Regions from separate parts of the Mus musculus genome. Here region 1 is linked to region 2. A link is a loop called in an ENCODE intact Hi-C map of the cell type or tissue named here. Cell type or tissue: left cerebral cortex. All regions are shown on one strand. Links, peaks and the distances in the headings refer to the core of each region. The heading gives the core; the rest is flanking DNA. Region 1 holds the start of Mrps10 (mitochondrial ribosomal protein S10). Region 2 holds the start of Bysl (bystin-like).

Region 1 (12,403 bases), core at 2,091-10,090, 240 kb before region 2:
CCAGCAAAAGAAATCTTACTGTAAGTCCTCCACAACGGCTGTGTTGACCCTGATTTATTTGCATTTTAATACGAATGTCTAAAATTTATTTGCACTTACTTTTTAGTAGTCACAAATAAATTTAGGAAGAAATTTGGAATTTTATGTTTTATACCATCTGCCCTGAGTGAGGCTGTCTCCTTCTGCACCTTGATCGTCTGAGCCCCTTTTAGGGACTTTGATTTTAATTGTTCCTTCAGGTCATCCTCTATCAACATAACAACCCAAGATGTGGTGCACATACAGCTAGGGTGGTAAACTGAGTCAGTTTTTAGGGGCCACAATTCCAGGCCCCTAAAAGGGGCACCACTGTATCCATTCAGTCAGTCCTTCATTCATTCAGTCCTTCATTCATTCAGTCCTCATGAGCCACCCTACACTGTCATACTGTAATGCACGTATTCAGTGACTGCAATGTCGAATGCTTCACTGAAGAACTGGATACTGAACAGGAGTAGATCGGGGCCTGGCCTGCTTTGCCATCTAAAGAGCAAAATTTAGACCTTATTAATACCAAGAACATCTCCACATACAGCTCTGGGGTAATCTTTAATGCACAGCCAGACTTTGCGGTCATCAGTTAAGGCCTTTCTGTTCTCCCATGTCCACTCTGGGGAAGGAAGCATGCATTCTTTTGAGAATGAAAGTCGAATCCTGAATTCTGCAGGTCTGTCTGTCCCGGGTACAGCCAGTCAGCTGAGAGGCACATTCTGGGAAACTGGATGGGTTTTTAATCAAAACATAATTCGGAAGGCGTTTTAAGATACTGAACAATGTGGGCTGGAGAGATGGCTCAGCGGTTAAGAGCGCCGACTGCTCTTCTGAAGGTCACAAGTTCAAGTCCCAGCAACCACACGATGGCTCACAACCATCCGTAATGAGATCTGATGCCCTCTTCTGGGGTATCTGAAGACAACTACAGTGTACTTACATTAAGAAAGAAAGAAAGAAAGAAAGAAAGAAAGAAAGAAAGAAAGAAAGAAAGAAAGAAAGAAAGGAAGGAAGAAAGAGAGGGAGGGGGAAGGAAGAAAGAGAGAGAGGGAGGGGGAAGGAAGGAAGGAAGGAAGGAAGAAAGAGAGGGAGGGGGAAGGAAGGAAGAAAGAGAAAGAGGGAGGGGGAAGGAAGAAAGGAAGGAAGGAAGAAAGAAAGAAAGAAAGAAAGAAAGAAAGAAAGAAAGAAAGAAAGAGAGAAAGAAAGAAAGAGAGAAAGAAAGAAAACAATGACCAGGCAGTGGAGGCAGAAGCAGGTGGATTTCTGAGTTTGAGGCCAGCCTGGTCTACAGAGTGAGTTTCAGGACAGCCAGGGTTATACAGAGAAACCCTGTCTTGAAAAACCAAAAAAAGGAAAAAAAAAAAAAAAAAAAGACTGAACATCTCTAAGAGAGGCAGAAGGGAATCTGTGAATCACAAATACCTCTACATAAAAGAACTGTAAAAGAAGAATTGGGGGAAAATTAAATTAATAATTCTTAACCAAAAAAAAAAAAAAAGCTATAGAGGGGTAAATTGCTTCCTTTATGCAAAGTCAGGCATGATGGTGCTTGCCTATGATTCAAGTGTCTGGGTATTAGGGTCAGGAGTTCAAGACCAACCTTGGCTACACAGCAAGTTCTAGACCAGCTGAGCTACACAAGACTCTATCTCAAAACAGATGGTAAAATGGCTCAGCAGACAGAGAGATGCCAGGCCTGAGTTGGATCCCACAAAGTAGGAGGAGAGAACCAACTTCAGAGAGTAATACTCTGACCTCTACATGACACTCAGGACACACACAGTGAATACATACATACATACATACATACACACACATACACACACATACACACACACACACATGCATGCATCCATTAGGAGAGAAAACATATCTTTTAAAGACGTCTCTCTTTAAAAACAACAACTGAAGCCAGGCCTGATGACACATTGATCCCAGCACTTGGGACACAGAGGCAGGAGGATCTCTGTGAGTTCAAGGTCAGTCTGGTGTACAAAGTGAGTTCTAAGAATCCGTACAAAATCGGATTCAACCTCGACTGACTTCTACCTGTTTTCTGGGCCTAATGCAAGGTGCAGGAACTTTCCAGACCCCCTCCTCTCAGTGGGGTCAGATATTTGAAAGTTCAGGCTGTGGGTAAAGGGGACCATGACAACGGGGTCAGAACATGGCTGGTGCCACACAGCGTGCTCCAAGGTTCTTGTCTATTCCTGGAGTTCCCAGACTCACCTGCTGCCTGAAGCCTAAAGAAACCAACAAGCAGAGACAGGAATCGGGTCTTTAAAGCCATGCCTCACTTAGAGAGCTGGCAAATGGAAGAGCCTGGGGGCTATTGGTCTAAAACAGTAAGCTAAGCTTCATCTCTTACCAGACCATATGGGAGGACATAGGCTGTCTGTCATGCAGAGGTCAGCCCTCCACCCCCTGCTTTGGGCAAGTGACCAGCCAGGTCTCTGAGACTTGGGGTGTCTATGCCTCTCTTGTTATCATCCTGGGCATTCCTTCCTCTTTCCATGGATCTTTGGCCCCAGACACTTCTCAAAACCCTGAGTGTAGAGCCCACCAAGATGACTCAAAGGTAAAGGAGACCTGAGTTTAATTCCCCAGGACCCACATGGCAAAAGGAGAGAACCACTTCTAAATGTTTTCTGTCCTCTAATTTCCACACATACACATGAAATTAATAAATAAAGTATGCTGGGGGCGGGGAAACAATCTAGTTAGTGTTTGCTGGTGTCACTAGGGCTGAGAGGAGGGCTTACTTCGGAACAAGTAAACCACGCCCGCCGCGTATGTGGCCATGCCCATTGCATATGTGCTAAGCTTAGAATGTCATGTATGTGCTGACTCCTTTTTGCAACATGAAATACACATATTCTGTGTGTATGACACAAAATATGAAAGTAGCTGACCTCTATCACCCCAACTTTACTGCTGGCAAAACCTGCCTTTTTTCCTTTAGAGTGTGTGCTGGATAGCTTTATGTCGACTTGACACAAGCTACCATCGTTACAGCTATTCCTGGTTGTCAACTTGACTACATCTGGAATGAACTACAATCCAGAAATGGTGGGGGACACACCTGTGAGCCAGATCTTGAGGCTGGAAGGCACAGGCTTCTGACCCAGATCTTGACATGGAGATCTTGAGGTATAGTGGACATGAAAACCTTAGGCTCTGGCAAGATAGTACATGCCTTTGATCCCAAGAGACAGAGGCAAGCAGATTTCTGAGTCCAAGGCCAGCCTTGGACAGATCAAGTTCCAAGTAAAGAATAGCTTAGGTTCAGGCGTGGTGGTGCACACCTTTAATCTGGGCCAGATCTGCTGCTGGGGGCCTACATACAGACAACGGAAGAAGGAAGGCTCCCTCTTCTCCTGCTAGCACTTTCTTGCCAGCACCGATGCTGGAACCTATTTCTTCAAGACCCCAGCTTATACAGAAGAGCAGCTGAGATAACTAGCCCCGTGGGACCGAGTAGCTACTAGATTCTTGGACTTTCTATTCACACTTGCCCATTGCTGGGTTAGTTGGACAGCAGACTTTAAGTCAGTACAATATATTCCCTTAATATATAGAGACATTCCATAAGTTCTGTGACTCTAAAGAACCCTAACTAACACAACCGTCATCTGAGAAGAGGGACCCTCAATTAAGAAAATGCCTCCATAAGATTAAGAAAAATAGCCTATAAGACATTTTCTTGATTAGTGAGCAATGGGGAAGGGCCCAGCCCATTGTGGATGGGGCCACCCCTGTGCTGGCTGGTGGTCCTGGGTTCTATAAGAAAGCAGGCTAAAGAACAAACCAGTATGCTTGCATCCCATCAGGGCATCATAGCATCTGCATCAACCCCTACCTCCAGGTTCTTCCCTGCTTGAGTTCCTGCCCTGACTTCCTTTGATGATGAACAGTAATATGCAAGTGTAAGCCAAATAAACTTTTTCCCCCAAAGTTGCTTTGATCATGGTGTTCATCATGGCAATAGAAATCTTAACTAAGACCCTAACTTCTGCACTTGCCACTCAGGCATTACACTGAAATGTAGTTTTATGACTCATGACTTAGGAGAGGAAAACGAGGGGTTCTCAGAAAAGCACCACATTCAAGCATAAGATGTGGAGAAATCTAATGATGCAAACACAGCTTCAGTGGCCACAAGCAGCCCTGGAAGATCTGAATCTCAGCTGAGAGAATCCATGGAAACAAAGACCGGGGCCTTCAAGGAGAGGACATCTAGTAGTGAAGGCTGCTTAGAGCACACCTCTCTGGTTCCAATTAGCAGATCATGCTGCCAAGTCATAAAACCAAGTCAATCAAACTTTCTCTGTGAAGTGGGGTGGGCAGGAGGGTACCTAAAGTCTTCTCATCCAAAAGAGACATCAACACTGAACATCATCATAGACAGAAACAGCCCACTGTAAGAGTAGTACAGTCCTTGAACTAGGATTGTGAAGGTGGCTACGGGTTCAGCTGGACCTCACCATATGACGTTGGCCAAGTCAACTTGGCTCTGAACCTCACCTTAAAATTATGATACAATTACTTCTGTGAGCATAAGATTAGGTATCCTAAGTGAGAGTCATTCCCTAGTTAGGGGTGCAGTAGACTCCCTGAGCTGAGACCACCCAGAAGGACTGGAGGCTGGGTGAGAAGCCATCATGAAGGACCATACGGAGAGATGGATGCAAAGTCTAGAGGTAGTAAAGAGATTAAGGTTGGGGTACTGTCAGAACAGATCATTGGCTGAGAGGGGCCACCAGAGCTAATTCTGAGGACACTTCTGGGTTGCCTGTGCAGGTAGGGCATAGCCAAATCCAGCCACACACTAGTTAAAGATTCTGTTTCCATATAGAGATCACATATAGGCCCGCCTGAGGGGCAGGAAAGTGGTCCATATTCATAAATCTCTCATCAGTTGTGCCATCTGGACATTCTACCCTTTGCTTAGTTCTCTGGCCTGCCAAATAAGAATTAATGCCTGCTTGTGGGAGACCCAGCTTTACATTGGCATGATGGTTTATGGAGATATAGTATTGGCTAGTTTTGTGTGTCAACTTGACCCAAGCTGGAGTCACTGGAGAGGAAGGAGCCTCAGTTGAAGACATATCTCCATACGATCCAACTGTAAGGCATTTTCACAACTGCTGATCTGTGGGGGAGGGCCCAGCCTACTGTGGGTGCTGCCATTCCTGGGTTGGTAGTTCTGGGTTCTATTAGAAGGCAGATTGAGCAAGCCATGGGAAGCAAGCCAGTAAGCAGGACCCCTCCATGGCCTCTGCATCAGCTCCTGCCTCCAGATTCCAGCTCTGCTTGAGTTCCTGTCCTGACTTCCTCCAGTGATGGACTGTGATCTGGAAGTGCAAGCCAAATAAACCCTTTCCTCCCCAGCTTGCTTTTTGATCATGTTGTTTTGTAGCAGCAATAGAAACCCTTACTAAGACATATACTTTGTTTCATTCGCATTAAGTTGACCCTTATTCATTTTCCCAACAACCTCTTAAGGCCCAGGATGTAGAAGAGATGTCACAAATTCAGGATGACATTTATCATGTAGCATTTTAATCTCATTTAATCCTCTACTGCAAGTATGATTTGTTCTCATCTCTACTTGGCAAGTGAAAGAAAAAAAAAAAAAAAAAGGGGGTTCAAAGTACGGAAGAAATTTGATCAAGTCACCCACCTAAATAGAAACCAGAGCGCCTAAGTGTGGAGCTTCCATTATGCTAAATTGCATGGGAAGGCATTTTGAAAAACACAATTTAGAAAAATCCATTAACAAGCCTGGCATTCCGATGGTGTGAACAAAGTTTAAGAATGAAACGCCTTTTGCAATAAGGTAAAATGTTAGAATTTGGACTCAGTAGCAGCAGCAACTTCCTTCCCAAGTATTTCTGTTGTGTTTGTCTCTAAGCAAACAGAACCACCCAAGACAAATAGGATCTTAGGATAGACAGCGTATAGATAGAACCTGGGAGTTTATCCAGACGGCGGAAGCGACGCATCCACTCAAAACCTTAAATGAATGAGTGAATAATAAATAAGTAAATAAATAAGAAAATAGAAAATTTAAAATATAATTTTAAAAAAATTCAAGGAGCACCGTCTCTATGGTTGTTTCAGTGTCGGAACACAGGAGACACTCTTTCCTTTTCGAACTCTATGGTTCGCGAACAATGCTGTGACCCCGGAAGCGGTCCTGGGCGATCAGGGCACCAAGATGGCGGCGCGCGCAGCGTGTGTGGCTCTGTGCCGGCGCCTGCAGCAGGTAAAGGGGTGGGCGTGGGGTCCCGGCTGCCGACGGCGCCGTCATCGTCGAGTCTCGCTGCCACCCTCTGCCCGACCCGTACGGAGTCATCCTCCGTTGGAGGAAGTTATTAGAAAGTGACAAGAAAAGGGCAGGTTTTTCTCTCGAGGGACCCTACATAAATTGGCAAGACGGGAGCGAGAACCGTAAGACGTCAGAGCAGGAAGGATGAGGAAAACGCGTTCAGAGCCCTCCCTCCACGGTAGAGAGGGCCATGGAAACCGTGAGCTCAGAGAAGACAACGCTGGTCTCGGATTCTTAGGAACCGAGCCAGCAAACGCTGGGTCACATAAAGCCCCGGTGCAGCCCCACTGGGACGCCCTGCTCGCCTCCACGGCTGAGGAGGTGACCCGAGAGCTCCCAGGTCAGGGGAATGGGTCAGATCTCCCTCGAGAGGGTCTTTGAAAAAGGAAAACTTGCCTGGAGTTCGCATGGCATGAATCACAGCACTGGGGAAAGGAGGCAGGCGGACGAACTTCTGGGTTCGAAGACAGCCAGGTTATGTATTGAGATCCTATCACAAAAATAATTTAAATTAAAAACAAAAAAACCAGGCTGTTCTCAAGAACTTTGGTCTTGAAACTTTTGTGACTCTTCTCAATGGTCATTTAGTAGTTTTGAAAATAATGCTCAGAACTGGGTCAGATGGCTGACCCTGAAATAGCATTACTTGTAAAACCTGGCTTGCATATTGAGGCCCTGTCCCAAAATAAACGAATTCTTTAAAAAAGGAAGAGCTGACACTGTGGCTCGGTTGCTCAAGGGCCTAATGCCTAAAGCTGGCCCTGTCGGCCCCACAGCAGCATGTAACCCAGAGGTGGTGGCCCACACCTGTAATACCAGCCCTTGAGAGGCCAAAGCAAGAGGCGCACGCCTTTAATCCCAGCACTCGGGAGGCAGAGGCAGGCGGATTTCTGAGTTCAAGGCCAGCCTGGTCTACAAAGTGAGTTCCAGGACAGCCGGGGCTACACAGAGAAACCCTGTCTCGAAAAAAAAAAGGATCAAAGATTCCAAAAAGTTTGTTTTTCATACTAGAGATTGAACCCAGGGCCTTGCTTACACCAGACAAGGGTTCTGCCACTGAAGCCCATTTGTAGCCTTCTGTGGGACTCGAGTGGTCTGCTAGGGTTGCCGAGCCATCACTCCAGCCTCGATATCGTCCCAGGTTAGTTAACACTTTAGAAAGCCTGCTTTCCAAAGCAGAAGCAAATTTGAAGAAGAGTAAGCCTGGGACGCAGCCTTCCAGCAAAGGCAGCTTTTCTCTCGTTAGTTTTCGCATACCATCTTTTACTAGATGGTACAACCCACGCAGCTCTGGAAGACTCCACTGAACACCAAATGGAGAATGAGAGCAGAAAAGTCTTGAGTAATGTCATGGTGAGTTTTGGTTTCAGGCCTCCCGAGAGTATCTTAAGAATTCATGGGCAGCCCTGGCCCACACTTGTATAATCACTTACCTTAGGAAAAATATCAAGCCGGGCGTGGTGGTGGTGTACACCTTTAATCTCAGCACTTGAGAGGCAGAGGCAGGTGGATTTCTGAGCTCGAGGCCAGCCTGGTCTACAAAGTGAGTTCCAGGATAGCCAGGGCTATACAGAGAAACCCTTTCTCGAAAAACAAAACAAAAAAAGAAAAAAAAAATTGAGGGGCTAGGGCTGCAGTAGTTAAGAGCACTTGCACAAGTCTGGGGTTCGGGTGCCAGCACCAGGCTGTCAAGGGGAGGCTCCAGGGGCTCATGGGTCCGCTGAAGCTTTTGGCCTTCCAGACTAGCCAAGAAAAGTTGAGACTTGGGGCCAATGAGATCCTTCCTTAATGACACCCAACAGCTTCTAGCCTCCACACTCTCGTACATGCAGGTACATGCATGTAGAAACACTCACAGATGTAGACTTTTTTAAAAATTAGAATGCTAGAGACAGAGTTGTTTGCACTTGTGAGAAAAATTTTATCCAGCCAGATCTGTGCATGTCCAAGGCCTTAAAAAACAAAGCTGCACACGATGGTTCGCAGCCAGCACTTGGGAGGTGAAGTCAGACATAGCGGACGCTCAAGGCTTGCCCATCTCTCCAGTTGGAGGCCAGGTCGTGCCTCATGCAACCCCCACCCCAGGAGTCAAAGCTATTTCAGAGGAAGAATGTGACTGGGAAGCGCCATGCTTCTTAGCATCCGAGTTACTGTGTAGGAGAGCTTACTGTCTGAGTGTGTGGGTGACCACGCATACTCTGCACTGAGCCTGGTGTCCTTGTTTGTAAGCCAAGGAAGGCTGAAGACTGTCCCACAGCATAAGAGCAAGGAAGTAGAAGCAAGACTGGTTGGGGTTTTACTTTGGAGACAAGTTCTCTATTGGAATCCTGGCTGTCCTGGAACTTGCTGGGTAGAGCAAGCTGGCCCCAGGGTCACAGGTCCTCCTGCCTCACAATGCTGGGGTTAAAGGCAGTCATTCGCCACTACAGCAAGCACAGGCTGTTTTAAATGCACCCACTAGTTGTTTGAATTCCTTTACTTGTGTCTCCCTGTTATTTCCGCCTGTGTTGTATTTTTAAAGATTTTAATTGGCTGCTTTCAAGGTCACACTTTTCAATCCGTTTAAAGTATTACTGGGTGGCTAAGAAACCATGAGATCTGAACAGTACCATTTGCCTCCTTTCCACTAGGGGGCGCTCACTTAAAGGGTTTGTGCTGTGCTGTGTTAGAGCAGCTTGTGGTGTGGTAGTTAATGATGGGTATGGACGTGGTGTGTGCTGTATTTTAGGTAATTTACAAGGTGCTTATGCCAAGCAAAGAGTAACTCATGTACACATGTAATTTTAAAAGACTTTTGTTCTCTGTTTTGTTTCTGGAACAAACAAATCCTCTGTACATCTGGCTGTCTTTGAACTTGTCGCTCTTCCTACTCCGCCTCCAAAGTGCTCAGATCAAAGGCATGTGCCAGTGTGCCTAGCTAAGTTGTTTCTGGTTTTGTTTTTAATTTATGTGTCTTTGTGTGTATCTACATGAGTGTCCTGTGTACCACATGCATGTGGGCACCCATGGAGGACAGAGGGTACCAGACAATCTGGAACTAGAGTTACAGTTGGCATGGGTGTTGAGAACTGACCCAGGCTCCTAGAGCAGTAAACACTTGGTGTTTGTTTATTTGTTCGTTCGTTCATTTTCTTTGTGGTTTTTCAAGACAGGGTTTTCCTGTGTAGTCCTGGCTGTCCTGGAACTCACTATATAGACCAGGCTGGCCTCGAACTCAGAGATTCGCTGCCTCTGCCTCCTGAGTGCTGGGATTAAGGTGATATGTGCCACCACCGCCCAGCACTTTGTTTTTGACGCCCAGTGTTTTCCTGTGAGGGATTGAGAACCTCCTTCTGGGCACCACGTACTTCTGACCTGTGGTCTGGGAACTGACTTTGCTTCTGACACCTGTCCCCTCCATCCTTCTTAGGAATTGGGGAATTCCTCTATAAATGGTTCTAAGAGCAGGACAACCAGAGCTGGTGGCCTCGCGCTGTGAGTATACAACTGCATTTGCTTAATCACGGTAGAATCCAGAGCCCTGTGCTGGGACTGAGCCTTCTTTTCCCCACTCAGCAGTGCCAGTATGAAGTGGGTGCCACTGTCAAACCTGCATGTGGACGTCCCAAAGGATGTGACCAGACCTACGGTAGGTACCCCCATTGCACAGGGCAGGGCATGGAAGGCCTGTGACTCCAGCACTTAGGAGCTGAAGGTAGGAGATCCTCATTTACATAACAGGTTCAAGGCCTGCCTAGGTGACATGCAACCCATCTCAAACAACAACAACAGGGATTACATTAATAATTTCACTCTTCTCCTGGTTATTTCACTCAGGCTTATTTCCCAAACACACATGCACACACACGTCTTTTTCATAGAATACCAGCAAGTCCACAGTGTAGACTGTGGTGTCCCTGGGAGATCCTGGGGTAATTTTCATGCTATCCAAGAAAGTCCTAAAGAAAATCATTAATTGCCCTAGATAAATGTAGGACTGAACAGTCTCTTCCTCTTAGCGCAGCATAATTCAGGAGTGTGATATTTAGTAGTGCTGAATCCTTGATTCACACACACACACACACACACACACCCCTTTCTGTGGCTTTCAAGCCTTTCCATGTGGATTTTGAGCCTGGGCTTGTGCATTTCTTGGTTCACATTGAAGCAGGTCATTGGCACAAAAATGGTGAATACACAAGTAGCTGTGTGGCCTTGTAGAGTTTAAGACAAGATGCTGTCTAGCCCAGGCTAGCCTCTAACTAGCTATATAGCCAAGGACGACCTGGAACTCCTAAGCCTCCTGCCTTATGTTAAGTGAGAAGATTACAGATCACCACTCCCACTTCTTAATAAAGTTGTACACTCCCACTTCTTAATAAAGTTGTAAAAATTCTAAATCTTTCCATTTCTCATGTTAGTTTGCGAGCCTAGTCTAGCCTAGTCTATCCTCAAGCTCCAGGCTCAGGGTGAGACCCTGTTTCATAACATATGGTCTGGCCAGTGAGATTGCTCAGCAGGTAATGGCAGTGAGCACCAAGGCTGCCATCCTGGCTTCAGTCTCCAGGACCCACATGGTAAACACAGTGTCCTCTTACCTCCTTGTGTATGCCATTAGCACTCATATGGACAAACACAATTAAAATGACCCATTCTTAATAGTAAGATAGATAACCAGAAACGTGGCTCAGCAGGTACCCAGCCTGAGGTCATGTCCCAGAACCTACATTGTAGAAGCAGAGAAGTTGTCCTCAGACTCCACCCGCATACTATGGTGCATGCACATGTATGTGTATACACACACACACACACACACACACAGAGTCTCTTTACTACATATTCTGGCCACTTAAGGACTTCTAGGAAATCAGACCTTGTGATAGATGTCTATTCCAAGCTAAAATGATAGTGATCTCAGAAGACATCTTCAGAAATCTTTTAAGATTTGTTGCAAATTCACAATAACTTTAAACCTAATGGGGGTTCTTAAGGCTGGCTCAGTAGAGTTTTTACCTAGCACTCTCTAAACACCACAAAAGTTTAAATAAGTAAGCAAGCCCTACAAGATGGAATAGAACATCCTGTAGGCCCGGCATCCTCTCTGTGTCCCAACTCTGATGTATAGATCGGTCAGTCCTGTCTTTCCAACCATCTTATTCGGTGTAATTGAGAGCAGATGTCTGTCTTCCGGGTTACTAAGTGGCTCTCTTCTCAGGGGTAAAGTACCTTACCCCTGACTCACTGGGTTAGTAATAACCTTTCCCAGCCTAATGGTGAATGAGATGAAGATAATTCTTCGTGGAAGAAGTCAGACATGCCAAGCCCATTATTTCTAAGGCCTTTAGCACTGGTGTGGAGGTCCAGCCAGTGTCATAACGTTTTAATTAGACATGAGTAATTTCTGTGTGAAGACAGGCCAACCATACATGAGTACATTCCTAATAAAAGGGATGAGTAGAGCTAGCTGGGCTTTGTATAACAATTACAGTGTTTAACAGTTGTATAGCAGTGTTTAACAATTTATAAGCACTTTAATTTGTGTCTTCATAGATTTTCTTTGTAGAAATGCAAGAGTTTTAGCACAAGCATATTACCTTAAACCTGAGTGCCTGGAGGAGCAGGGATCCCACAGTTGTCACTGTGCAGCCACCAGTGCGAGCTTCTCAGTTCTGGCCTTCTAGCTCGGCCACTTGGTAACAGACCCTGAGACCCTGCTCGCTAGAAATCTGGGGCTCACTCATAGTTGAGTTGGAACCTCCATCATGATTTTTTGGTGACCTTGGAGGTTGTGTGAGCCTCAGTAGATTCTCGTGGGTGTGGAAGGCCATTTGCAGATCTGTGTGGCACTGGGAGGCAAGCCTGTCAGCTTTCTCATTTATTAGTAAACTCTGAAGTCGTTCAAATGACAATATGTTAAATTTGCTGGATGTAAATATTACAAGAACCGAAACCAAAACTTTGTCTTTTTTATCTTAGATAACCACTTCCGATGAGCCAGACACGTTGTACAAACGCCTGTCCATCTTAGTGAAAGCCCATGACAGGGCTGTGTTAGACAGCTAT
Region 2 (12,403 bases), core at 2,636-10,635:
CCCCCAATCCTGTTCTGATCGCCATGGCTTATTTGGTGGGGGCCATGGATGAGAGCCCACCCCGAGTCAGGATATCCCAGCACACACACCACTTAGCTCTTACCTCCCGGACTCCTCGGTAAACTTCCAGGACCCGGGGATCCAGCTGAGGCATAGGGAAGCCCGATACCTCTGACATGACAGTCTCCACCTCTGTCTGCTTCTCCGTCAACTTCTCCATGATGATATCAGCCAGGGTGCGCCTATGGAGACACGGGAAAAAGAGAGGTGGAAAGAATTGGGGTCACTTTCCATGAAACTGTAACGTCCCCTCAACCTGTTTTTTATCTTTGTTGTTGTTATTTGACACAGGGGTTTTATGTCTAGCTTTGCCTGTCTTAGAACTGGCTCTGTAGACAAGGCTGACCTCAGACTCAGAGATCCACTTGTTTCTGCCTCCTTTGTGCTGGGATTAATGGTATGCCTGGCTCTGTTTATTAAAAAAGAAAGGCAGTAGTGGTGGTGTAAGCCTTTAATCCCAACACTTGGGAGGCAGGCAGATCTTTGTGAGTTGAAAGGTCAGCATGGTCTTCATAGGGAGATCTAGGCCAGACAGCAAGCCCCGTCTCAGAGGGGAAAAAGAAAGTCACAAAACATCCCCAAACAAAACAAGAATGCTTCACAAACTTGCATGTCCTCCTTGCATGGGGGCCACGTCCCTGTCACTGTTCTAATTTTAGTGTACGGGAAGCTGGAAGCGAGCAATGTATAATTCCCCTGGACGCTGACAAATCTCGATCCCGCTGGGATGCACAGCCTCAGTTCCCCTCTATGTCCATTTAGCCGCCTCAAAGTGCTGCAGAGCACGGGCCCTGGATGTCTCTGCATCTGACGCAGAGCCAGAGTGGTGGGGACGTTAGGCCCTTAGGCCCTGAAGTCAGCTCCGGCTCTTCTGGTCCTTGTATGATCCTGGGCCCGTCACTTGACTCCTCTAAGCCTCAGTTTCCTCATCTGTAAACTGGGGAAGTAAAAGGACCCCCCTGGACAGTCAGCTGAAGGGTAAAATCTAAGACTGCAGCAGGCCCGACTCTCAGCCAGAGCCAGCAGGTCCTGAGGGCTGTTTACTTCAAGCTCACCTCCCACTGCTCACACAACGGGGAGCAACTTCTGAGTGCAGAGTGGAGCTCTGTGCCAGGCAGCGCTGGTGCACACCTTTCATCCCAGCGCTCAGAAGGCAGCGGCAGGCAGAGTTTTGTGAGTTCAAGGCCAGCCTATCCTACTCACCCAGCACTTGCCTAGCAAGGATGAGACCTGGGTTCTGGCTTCCAGCACAAGGGGAAAAAGTTTCTCTGCAGTCTTTTTCTGTGCCGAGCAGCACTGAATCTGACACTTTCCAGACTTGTGTCCTGTGGTCTGCATGACACTGGTGGCAGGTGCTTTTATTCCCCCGCACTGCCCAGGCCGGGGAATCGAGACTCAGGGCCAACCAACAACTCTCCTAAGCCCTAAGACTTTCTCAGGGAAAGGGTAAATTTTAGTCTTTCGACTTCTAGTTTGGGTGCTTCGCAGCGTCTTCAATGTGCCTTAAGTGACAAGGCCTGATTGCTGTGTTCCCAAAGACCCTTAGCCTGGTTTCTGAAGATGCCAGCAGCCACTGCTCAAGAGTGCCCACGGTCCCCCTTTCCACCATGTTGTCACTTCCGTATAGCAACTGCAGAAAACATTCTGCTAAGTTTGTCAGATCAAGAGCCACTGGGTATGAGGTGCTGCCCGAGAGCCTTTGGGGGGCACATCACACCCCATGACCATTCTCAGAGCTGTCAGACACCTTCAGGGGACAGGGTTCTCCTGTGTTCTCTGAACCCAAGCTGCTCATCACCGTACTATTAATGATAGTGGTGTACTACACCCCACTCTGAAGAATAAACTGGTTGAGCCCCTTTGCCCTAAGCCCAGTCCTCTCAATGAGGCCAGATCCATCTGAATGGAACCAAGAATCTGACCACAGGCAGCCTAAATAACTGCATGTTTAGAAGTAGCATTTATAACACATGGGGGTACGTTTGTGGTTCTACCCAGAGGTAGTTTTAACCCCTCTGGGAACATTTTGTCAGAGATAGCTGCTATTGGCCCCAACACTGTAACTGAGATGGAAAACCCTGAGTTAAAGACTAAGCTATGGGCTGGCGAGATGGCTCAGCAGGTAAGAGCACTGACTGCTCTTCCGAAGATGCTGGGTTCAAATCCCAGCAGCCACATGGTGGCTCACACCCACCCGTAATGAGATTTGGTGCCCTCTTCTGGTGCGTCTGAAGCCAGCTACAGTGTACTTATGTATAGTAAATAAATCTTTGGGCCAGAGCGAGTGGGGTTGGCCAGAATGAGTAGAAGTCCTAAAATTCAATTCCCAACAACCATATGATGGCTCATAACCATTTGTACAGCTACAGTGTACTCACATACATAAATAAATTAATCTTAAAAAAAAATAAGACTAAGCTATGAGAGTAACGTACCAAGAATAAACACTACTAAACGGATCCCCAGCTATCACAAGGAACCGGTAATCCAGAGGTTCCAGATCAGATGGGCAAAGGGGAATCCGGGTCACTCCCGTTCAGGGGCCACTCTTGGCAATGGTCAGACCAACAGCTGTGGTCTGGATGAACTTTCTACCAGGACCCACTGGTCCAACCTTTAAGCCTTACCTCACGGGAGGATTCTTGTTCATGAACATTTCAATGGCACGCTCATCTTCAGGGTCCACGATCACCTCTGCCTGGTGGTCCACCCCGGCCATTTTGGCTGCCTTCTCCAGGGTAGGCCACTCCTCATCCTCCTCATCTGATCCATCCTGTGGCAATCCCGGCCCTACAAGATAATCCCAGCCGCAGGGGCTTGTGAGTCAGTTCCCCATTCCACGTACAGCACACCCAGGGAGCAGGAGGGACACCTGCAGAGGGACTATCCTTTTGTCCCCAGAGACTTGGAATCTTGATAGAAAATACAGCACACGAAGCGAGAGATGATAAGGCCAGTAAAGACTGGATGACATGTCCCCTCAGTGAATGGATGACATGTCCCCCCTCAATGACCAAGAAGGATCCATTCTATACTACACACATGTAACCTGGTCTGTCCAGATGACCTCAAGGAATAGGTACTGTTGCTATACCCAGTTCAAACCGGGGCAGAAGAGTTGATGTGCCCACAGTAGGTAGGCACTGTGGGTCCTGACTTCCCACTATGTTGCTTGCACAGTGGAACTGCATCATGTGCTGAAACTAAAACCATGGTGGAGGCAGTGTGCACCTCAGGCACTTGGATGAGTACAGAGGCTGAGGAGGCTCTGGATGGGCAGTCTGGGAGCAAGAGCATGCTCCACGTCCTGGAAAGTAATGCTGTTAGAGTGTTGGGCACTAAGGAGCCAGAAAGGAAACGGAAAGCCAACCTGGAAGGCTCTAAGGCTGGGCAGTGGCATTCGGACTCTGATCAACCAACACATTTAAGTTACTGGCTTAGGTAGTCGAGGATGACTTGGGAGTTCCTTGTTCTCGCGCCTCCACTTTCCAAACACGCACCACAGTGCTGAAGGCTGAGCTTCTGATGTTGGGTTAATCCCGTGTGTTCCATGTAAAGGCTGCCTGTGTACTATTCACATGTTAATCTTTGTTCCAGCAGAGAGCTGAGTACAGTCGGCATTGGTTTTTTTTTTTAATGAAGCATCACCTGTCTCAGTGTTGTGGAAACTTCTTCTCCATCACCTTCTGATTGGTTTAATCAAAAGCTGAGTGGCCCATAGCAGGGCTGGAAAGGATAGGCGGGACTTCTGGGCAGAGATAGGAACTCTGGGAAAGAAATCAGATGTGAGGGGACTCAACAGCCAGACACAGAGGAAGAAACACGTGCTGTTACTGAAGAGCAGTAACGAGCCCCGTGGTTGAATGTAGACTAGTATAAAGCAATTATGTTGTATCAGCGAGTTCGGAACAAGGCAGCTAAGGCCAAGCTTTCATAACTAATAAGAGGTCTCTGTGTCCTCACTTGGGTGATAGGTGGGTTGAGCCATTCCTGCCACATCCTGAGGTCCTGACCATGGAGTCTTGGCTGGGTACTTCCTGAGTGCTGGGATTAAAGTCATGTGCCAATACACCGGGCTGACTTTTGAAATACCGCACATAGCTGGCAAGGCAGTTGGGAAAGAGTCTAATAAACCAAAGTAGTTGAATTATTACCATAGCAACAGATCAGTTGCTATGGAAGTGGACTAAGGGTATATTATATAGAGCTCCAGAGAGTACACAGAGCATACCCAGTGAGAGCCAAGGTTGTTTGTTTTAGGTTTATTTTACTTTTAATGTTTGAGTGCTGACTGCACGTATGTCTGTGCACAAGTGTGCCTGGTGTCTAATGACATCAGAAGATGGCATTTGATCCCTTGCAAATGGAGTTACAGACAGCTATAGCCTGCCATATGAATGCCAGAAACCAAACTTGGGTTTTCTGCAAGAACAAGTGTTCTGAAGAGCTGAGGACCAACTCTTGAGAGTTTTCCTCTGTTCTCTACACACATCATGCCACGCACATGCACACAAAATACATGTTAAACAAAGGAAGACAAGAGCTATGAAATACGACGTAGGGAAAAGAGAGAAAATCAGGAGACAGTCACTGACATTTGTGTGGTGTTTTGTTGTTGTGATCATTTGCTTTTTGTATATGAGTGAACCCTGCATCATGGAAGTGACTCTTGGGAGCTGATGACCTTGTTTTTGAAACAGGATTTGACTGGGACCTGGGGATAGCTGATTAGGCTAGACTGGTTGCCCAGTAGGCCCAAGAGATCTGTCTTCTACACTGTAGCTCAGAAACTACAAGCTGCTGTGAGTGGAAGTCAGGGCTCATGCTCTCTCAAAGCATGGACCTCACCAGCTGTGAGCATTATCTTATCCTGTCCCTAGCTTGTGGTCAGACCTGAAACAGAGACAGACCAGACAGGACGCCATCAATCTCTAGCTGCTGAATGGACCACAGAGGTCACAGAATTCAAAGCACGATGTTTCCACAGTGATCCAGGGGAGAGACCCTGGTAGCTTAATCAGGGAGTGTCTCAGGTGAATGGAAAGTGGTCTGGCTCTGAAATACTCTAAAGACAACATCACCAGGATTTACTTTGAAGTGAGAAAGAGGAAGCCTGGACTCTGACTGGAGCAGTGGAGCTAATGTGCTAACAACCTCCAAGTAGCAAACAGAGAGCAAGTTTGGGAAGGAAGTCACAACTTCTGTTTTAGATGCAATCTTCTTCTTTTATTTTTTTTTTTCCTTCTCCGAGACAGGGCTTCTCTAGGTAGCCTTGGCTGTCCTGGAACTCACTTTGTAGACCAGGCTGTCCTTGAACTCAGAAATCCACCTGCCTCTGCCTTGTAAGTGCTGGGATTAAAGGCGTGCGCCACCACTGCCCTGCTTGGACGCAATCTTACTAGAGTTAGATACTAGTATTCAACTTGGAGATGTCAGGTAGACCACTGGATATAAAGATGTGAGCTTTCTTGGACGAACTCTGAGGGAGAAAAAACTGGAAGTAGCTGTCAAACAAATGGCCTCAAAGTGAAATTCCCTGACGACACCACAGAAGGACCGTCAAACCTTGTCTTGGTCACCCAGCAAGTTCAAGTCCAGCCTGAACAACTTAACGAGACTCAGTCTCAGAGTTAAAAAAAAAAAGTTATTTTAAGGGCAGGTGTGGTGTCACCCACCTATCATGCCACCACATGGAAAACAGAGGCAAGATCAGGAGTTCAAGGTCAGCCTCCCCTACAGCATTAGATGCCATCCCAGGCTCCATGAGCCCTTACTTTAAAAAAAACTAAAAGAAACAGAAAAAGCTGCTGTAGGCCCAAAACCATGTTCAAATGTGTCAATATTGCTTTTTAGGAGAAATAAGAATGGAAGATTAAGCAACTGGGAGGTGAACAACAATTCCTCCCCAGTGAGACAGGTGGCAGTACCCACCCCTCTTCCCCCTTTTAGCCCGTAAACAATACTGTTTCCCCTCCCCTGTCGCTGGGACAGGGACAGTCCCCACTTGCTTTTCAGGTCTTATTCGAAGGACATGAAATCTGGGATACCCACCATGTAGAATTAATGTTCATCTGCTTTTTTGTTTAAATAGAAATATCATCACTTTTTTCCTCTCTCTTGAGAGACAGGGCTCGTTAATCTGAAATTTACTATATAGCCAAGAAGGTCTTCTGCCTTGCTTCTCGAGTGCTGGGATTACAGGTGAGCCTCGCCACTCCTGCTTGGAATATGTAACTCTATTTAATGGGTGCCTTGAGCTAGACTTCCGGTGTTATCAGGAGGAACGAATATCTTATTTCTGTATCAAAACTGCCTAAAAACTTAACACAGCTCAAAACATTATGCAGGCAGTCCACAAATACTTCAAACGCCCAGAGGATAAATAAATAAATGCTAGACCACCAGGTGGTGGTGGTACCCGCCTTTACTTGGGAGGCAGAGGCAGGCAGCTTTATGAGTTCGAGGCCAGCCTGGTCTACAAAGTGAGTTCCAGGACAGCCAGGGCTATACAGAGAAACCCTGTCTCGAAAAAAACCTAAAATAAAATAATGCTAGAACTGGTGTGAGAGATCACTTTTCGTTGGCTTAACTCTGAATTCTGGAATTCAGGAGTGGAAGTGGAGGAACACGCCGGTAAAGTATTCTGATGGGGTGTCAGACCGGCCCAACTCACGACTCCACCCCTTGTCACTCACCCAGCCGCGTGGCGCGCTCTCGCGGTGGTGCTGACCGATCACCAGCCCCATGGTCAGTTTCGAGCTCCTCCTGCTGTTGTCTGGCTTGCTGCAAAATCCGTCTGCTTAGCCGGGGTCCCACATACTCTTCCTCCTCTTCGACCTCACGCCCCCGCCGTTTTTCTCGGGTCCCCGCGCGCACTGCGTTCCCAGCCAGGATCTGCTCGGCCAGAGGTGCATGCTTCTCCCGATTGCTGGCCCCACGTGTCACCTTGAATTTGGGCATTTTGGCCGAAAAAATTGCCCACCAGGTTCACACGTGTGAAGCCGGCTAAAAAGCCGATACTGCGCTTGCGCTGTGTGTTCCGATCGCCAAGAGGCCACTGAGAGATCACAGTGCCCCCCAGCGTTAGGAGGCCGGAAGTTCCTCATCTATTACTCTCAGGAAGAGCTTCGGGACCTATAGCAGGAGCCCCCAAATTCTCAGGTAATCTCATTAGAAAGGTGGATGTCCAAGTCACCCTTTTCCAGAATTCATGAAAGTAGCCTAGGGCGTCCTGTCAACCCGTTGGACGCCTTGGGGGCGGAGCCGAGTCGATGACGTTCTAGAAATGTCACCACTGGGTACCAGAGATGGCGCTCCCTGTGGGCGTGTCGCCGCGGCGCTCAGTATTTGCGCATTTCCGGCGGTCGATCAACGACTGCTTCCTGTGTTTAGGGGGCCGCCGTTCGCGTGAAGGTCTGGAGTCTCTGAGTTCGAGGGTTTGGAGGCGCCACCTTTTGATCCTTCGCTATGGGAGTGACGTGGTAGGACTTGAAGGGCTTCTGTGGTGACGGAGCATATAGGGTCGTGAAGGTGTCTGTGGGCCTGTGATGGCCCGGGGAAAGGGATTTTGACCGAGGTTCTCGGTTCCTCGGGGGGCTGACCAAGATGTCTTCCGGTTGTGTGGATGGGGGACACTGCGTGGGACTTCTCTCTTCCCAGACACACCCCTTTGGCAAAGGGAGCAGCGCATCCCTAGGACCCGCCAGGAGTTGTACCTTTTTCTTGGTACCTCTTCCTGTCCTTGAGGCCTTGTAGTGTCGCTACTAGCACCCAAAGGTTAGAAATAGGGTTTCTAGATTAGGAGTTGTTCGCAGAAAGGGATAAGAGTGGCGCGAGGAGAAAGTGACTTTTCTATTTTGCTTGCAGTTACAGACTTTGAATTGGCCATTTTAAGGTGTTGGGGCTAGTGACAGAGGTAGGAGGAAAGGAGCGGTTGGGAGTTTGGAGTTCGGAGTACCAGGCAGAGACAATTTTTCGAGCTGGGTGTCTCACTGTGTAGGCTTGGGAGGCCCGGAACTCACTCTGTAGAACAGGCTGGACTCGAATTCACAGAGATCCACCTGCCTCTCTCTGCCTCTCAAGCGCACGGATGAAACGGACGCGAGCCACCATCGCCTGGGCTTCAGACAGTTTTGATTGACTTTTATCTTAAACATGTTTGAAGTCTCACTTGATAAAAAGGCAGTTGGTAAGGTTTGGGCACCGTGCTTTTCTGGGTATTAATTTTAAAGTACTCGGCCTCAGCACTTAAAAGTCTTGGTAGTGGTGTGCTTCTTTCCAGTTAAAGAAGCTTGGAGGCCAGGGGCCACAGGTCTGCCCTGTGAAAGGAAGGCTCTTGCCACAGTTGACACTAGGAGCCTCATCTCATACTTCTACCCTACTGTAAAGAATGCCTGTGAGCAATGAAGACAGATCACAGCAGAGTCATTTAGAGTTCAGTTTCCCTGTTTGCAGTAAGTTGATACAGGACAGGGCCTTTCCTGGGGCCTTTGGAAGAGTCAGGCAATCCATCTGAGGGCTGATGCCTTTGATTCCAACATTTGGGAGGCAGAGTCAGGCAAGTTTCTGTGAATTCCAGGCCAGCCTGGTCTACCAAGTGAGTTCCAGGAACTCTTGGGGACTGATGGGTGGGGATCAGAGATGTCTAAGTAACTCCTAGCCCTGCTGATCCGTTACCTGTTGGGGAATTGAGTGGCTTAGCCAGAAGCTCTGTGTCTCTGGACCCTGCTGACTTGGCGTTGTGTTTCTCAGTGTGTCCCAGATGCCTGTGGCTGAGGGCAAGAGTCTCCAGCAGACAGTGGAGCTCCTCACCAAGAAACTGGAGATGCTTGGAGCAGAGAAACAAGGGACATTTTGTGTGGACTGTGAGACTTACCACACAGCTGCCTCTACCCTGGGCAGCCAAGGTCAGTAGATGGCTGAGAGCAGATGGGAGGAGCATGGCTTAGAGTATTTACGTTAATGGATCTGCTTGCTTTTCTGTCAAGGGTAGCGGTCCTGACTGAGGCAGGATGTGTTTGTGGCCTCATTCGTTCTTGGTCCATCTTATATTATGGTGGTCAGTTTGCAGTTTGATCTATTTGTTTAAAGATTTGTTTTTATTTTCAAATGTGTGTGTGTACAAGCACTTGTGCCCCTGTGTGTGGCTATATGCACACAAGTGTGGGTGCTTATGGAGGCTAGAGGTATCAGATCCTCTGGAGCTAGAGTCACAGGTAGTTATGAGCTTTCTGCTGATATGGGTACTGGGAACTAAACTTGGGTTCAAGGCCAGCCTAGGCTAGAGACTGAGAACCTTTCTTAGGAAACAAGAATTGTACACAATAACGGGAAGCACTTACTTCATTAAAGAATAGTGTTGGGGCTGAAGCAGCTCAGCAGTTGAGAACACTGGCTGGTTTTCTAGAAGCCAGGGTTTCATTCCCAGAGCCCATATGGCAGCTCACAGTTTTTGACTCTAGTCCTAGGGAATCCAGTGCCCAGTGCCCATAGTCTCTGGATACACTGTAGCTATACAGATGGTTGTGAGTCTTCATGTGGTTGTTGGGAATTGAATTTAGGACCTCTGCTCCGGTCGGCCGTGCTTGCTCAGGTCCAAAGATTTATTTATTAAGTACACTGTTACTGTCTTCAGACACACCAGAAGAGGGCATCAAATCTCATTATGCGTGATTGTGAGCCACCTTGTGGTTGCTGGGATTTGAACTCAGTACCTTCAGAAGAGCAGTCAGTGCTCTTGCTCGCTGAGCCATCTTGGCAGCTCACTCACATAGTCTTTGGCTGCCTTTGCAAAGTTTCAAGGCAGTACAACTTGATGTGGTATGATCCAGGTATGTAATTACAGTGTATAACCTGAGACAGAATAAGGTCAGCTTTGAGTGGCTCTGAGAGCTGGCATATTTTAAACTGGATTTTCAAAGCGATGAAAGATGTGAATTGGCAGTGTAGACAGAAGGGATGGGAGTTGGAGGTTCAGTGTAGAGCCTGCCTAATTCAGCAGGGGGCAGCAGAGAGGCCAGGGCAGTACAGGGAAGGCCCTGAATTGCTCCCCAATCCTGCAGTCTTTCTCCTCTTCCCATCACTACACTTTTTTTTTAAAAAAGGATTTATTTATATTTTATTTTGTTTGTTTTTAGACAGGGTCTCACTATGTAGCTCTAGCTGTCCTGGAACTCACTCTGTAGATGGGAGTGGCCTCAGATTCACAGAGATCCATCTCCTAGTGCTGGAACTAAATGCACATCATTACACCTGACTTTATTTTATTTCTGGGGCTGGGTGCTGTGGAGGGAAGTCAGAAAGGAGCTGGAGTTACAGGCCCTTGTGGACAACCCAGTGTGGATGGTGAACTCTGTTCTGTCAGAAGTGAGTGGTCAGAACCATTGAGCCATCTCACCAGCCTCTTGTTAGACTTTTATTTCTTTTTTTTGTTCTTGTGTTTTTGAGACAGAGTTTCTATGTGTATCCCTGGCTATCCTGCAACTCTCTCTTTGTAGACTAGGCTGGGATCACAGAGATCAGACTGCCTCTGCCTCCTGACTCCTGAGCGCTGGGATTAAAGGTGTGCACCCACCACTGCCTGGCTTTTGTTATGCCCTTAACCCCGCTAGAGTTTGTGGTTTTTCGAGACAGGGTTTCTCTGTATAGCCCTGGCTGTCCTGGAATTCACTCTGTAGATCAGGCTGGCCTCGAACTCAGAAATTCACCTGCCTCTGCCTCCCAAGTGCTGGGATTAAAGGCGTGCGCCACCACGCCCGGCATAGGATGGAACTCACTTTGTAGATCAGGCTGGCCTCGAACTCAGAAATCTGCCTGTCTCTGCCTCCCAAGTGCTGGGATTAAAGGCGTGCGCCACCACGCCCTGTGCTAGAGTTCATGTTATGAATACCATCTTTTCTCCTACCCTGTTGTTCAGAAATACTTCTCCATCCTCTTTCAAGTCGTGTTTTTCCTTTCATTTTATGCTGAAGTCTTAGATTTCTGGTTTTTCAGGTAATCACTCTTTAAAGTTTTATTTTGTATTAGTTAGATTTTTATGAGATAAGGTTCTGGGTAGCTCAGGCTAGCTTTGAACTTGCCTTGTAGCTGAAGATGACCTTGAGTTTCTGATGCTCCTGCTCCACTCCACCTCTGTAGTGCTAAGATAGCAGTACCATATTCAGTTTACCTGATGCTGGGGGTAGAACCCAGGTCCTTATGCGTGCTAGGCAGAGACTGTCATTACCAGACTCTATTTTGTGTGTGTTTGTGTGTTATGCATGTGCATGGCTGTTTTTGCCACAACATGGGTATGAAGTTTATAGACTCCAGCTCTCTGGAGTCTCAGCTCTCTTTTCCCCATGGGCCTCCCAGAGATCAGATTCAGGCTTAGCAGCAGGCACCTTTACCTGCTAAACTTGCCCATATTAGCTGTGCATGGGTGGTTTGTGGTTTGTTTTGATCGAGGGTGGAAGAGCCTGTGCATGCCCACACCGGTGAAGGCTAGCAAAGGACACTGGATGCTTTCCATCGCTTGTTTCTTCTATGGCTCTCTGCTTGATTGCCTTGAGACAGTGCCTCTCACTGAGCTGGAAACGTGCTATTTTGGATATCTGACTGCCAGTGAACTCTTAGGGTCCACCTGCCTCTGCTCCCCAATGCTGGAATCACAAACGTGTGTGTGTGTGTGTGTGTGTGTGTGTGTGTGTGTGTGGCCTTCCAGACTTTACCTGGGTTGTGGGGATTAGGATTTAGGTCCTTGCTGAGTTATCGTCTCAGGCCCCGCTTCCATTTTTAAAAGTAGACTTGTATATTTATTTTCCTATACTTTTATTCCATGTGAGTATGTGCATATATACCCTATATACATATGGGTATACATATGTACCCTAACAAGGGAGTAGATGTCAGAGGACAACTTGCACAAGTTGAGGCTTTTTTTTCCCCATCAAATGGGTCCCAGAGATGGAACTTGGGTTGTCAGGCTTGGTGGCAAGAGCTTTAACCTACTGAGTTATTGCCAGTCCTGTTTTTGATTGTTGTCAGACAGGGTCTTGTGTAGCCCAGGCTGGCTTCAGACTTGAGGCAGTCATACTGCATGAGCCTCCTGAGATCGCCTGCGCTTCCATGTGACACTTATTATTTGGAGACTTGGTGTCCTCGGGAAGTTCGCATCCATCGTCAAACTCAGCGCCCAGTGCTGGAATCACAGGCTTGAGCCCTCCTGTCTTCTGTTTCGGACGCCTGGCCTTCTTGTAAAAACAGTTTTTGGGTGCTTGCCACTGAGTCTGACAACTAGAGCTTTATCCCCAGATCCCATATAGTGGAAGGAGAAAACAGACTTTCCCAAGTATCTACCTCTGAG

What was found. Hi-C counts contacts between places; a loop is a spot of excess contacts. Peaks named below come from ENCODE experiments on the same cell type or tissue, not always from the same donor. Only the 100,000 strongest peaks of a DNase experiment are listed, where the experiment ranks them.
Region 1: a loop joins it to region 2, with 4 times the contacts of the local background. A loop is called at or near these places in 9 of 42 quality-filtered maps.

What each region holds. Positions count from the first base shown.
Region 1 is chr17:47,362,657-47,375,059 of GRCm38, forward strand. Mrps10 (mitochondrial ribosomal protein S10) reads left to right here and starts at 6,231. Exons shown (of 7, transcript NM_001146212.1): 1 at 6,231-6,298; 2 at 9,771-9,835; 3 at 9,917-9,989; 4 at 12,317-12,403. The coding sequence starts at 6,251. In left cerebral cortex, for the core only: CTCF peaks have their summits at 6,177 and 8,981 (motif pointing right); DNase peaks (open chromatin) are centred at 2,826, 6,221, 8,614 and 8,990; H3K4me3 peaks cover 1,435 bases; H3K27ac peaks cover 828 bases.
Region 2 is chr17:47,604,152-47,616,554 of GRCm38, forward strand. It overlaps Bysl (bystin-like), which reads right to left and starts at 7,341. Exons shown (of 7, transcript NM_016859.3): 1 at 6,756-7,341; 2 at 2,688-2,850; 3 at 104-242. The coding sequence starts at 7,020. It overlaps Gm20517 (predicted gene 20517), which reads left to right and starts at 7,434. Exons shown (of 9, transcript NR_157366.1): 1 at 7,434-7,541; 2 at 8,812-8,966. It overlaps Med20 (mediator complex subunit 20), which reads left to right and starts at 7,434. Exons shown (of 4, transcript NM_020048.4): 1 at 7,434-7,541; 2 at 8,812-8,966. The coding sequence starts at 7,528. In left cerebral cortex, for the core only: CTCF peaks have their summits at 7,144, 7,347 and 10,065 (motif pointing right); DNase peaks (open chromatin) are centred at 7,135, 7,384 and 10,041; H3K4me3 peaks cover 2,428 bases; H3K27ac peaks cover 1,239 bases.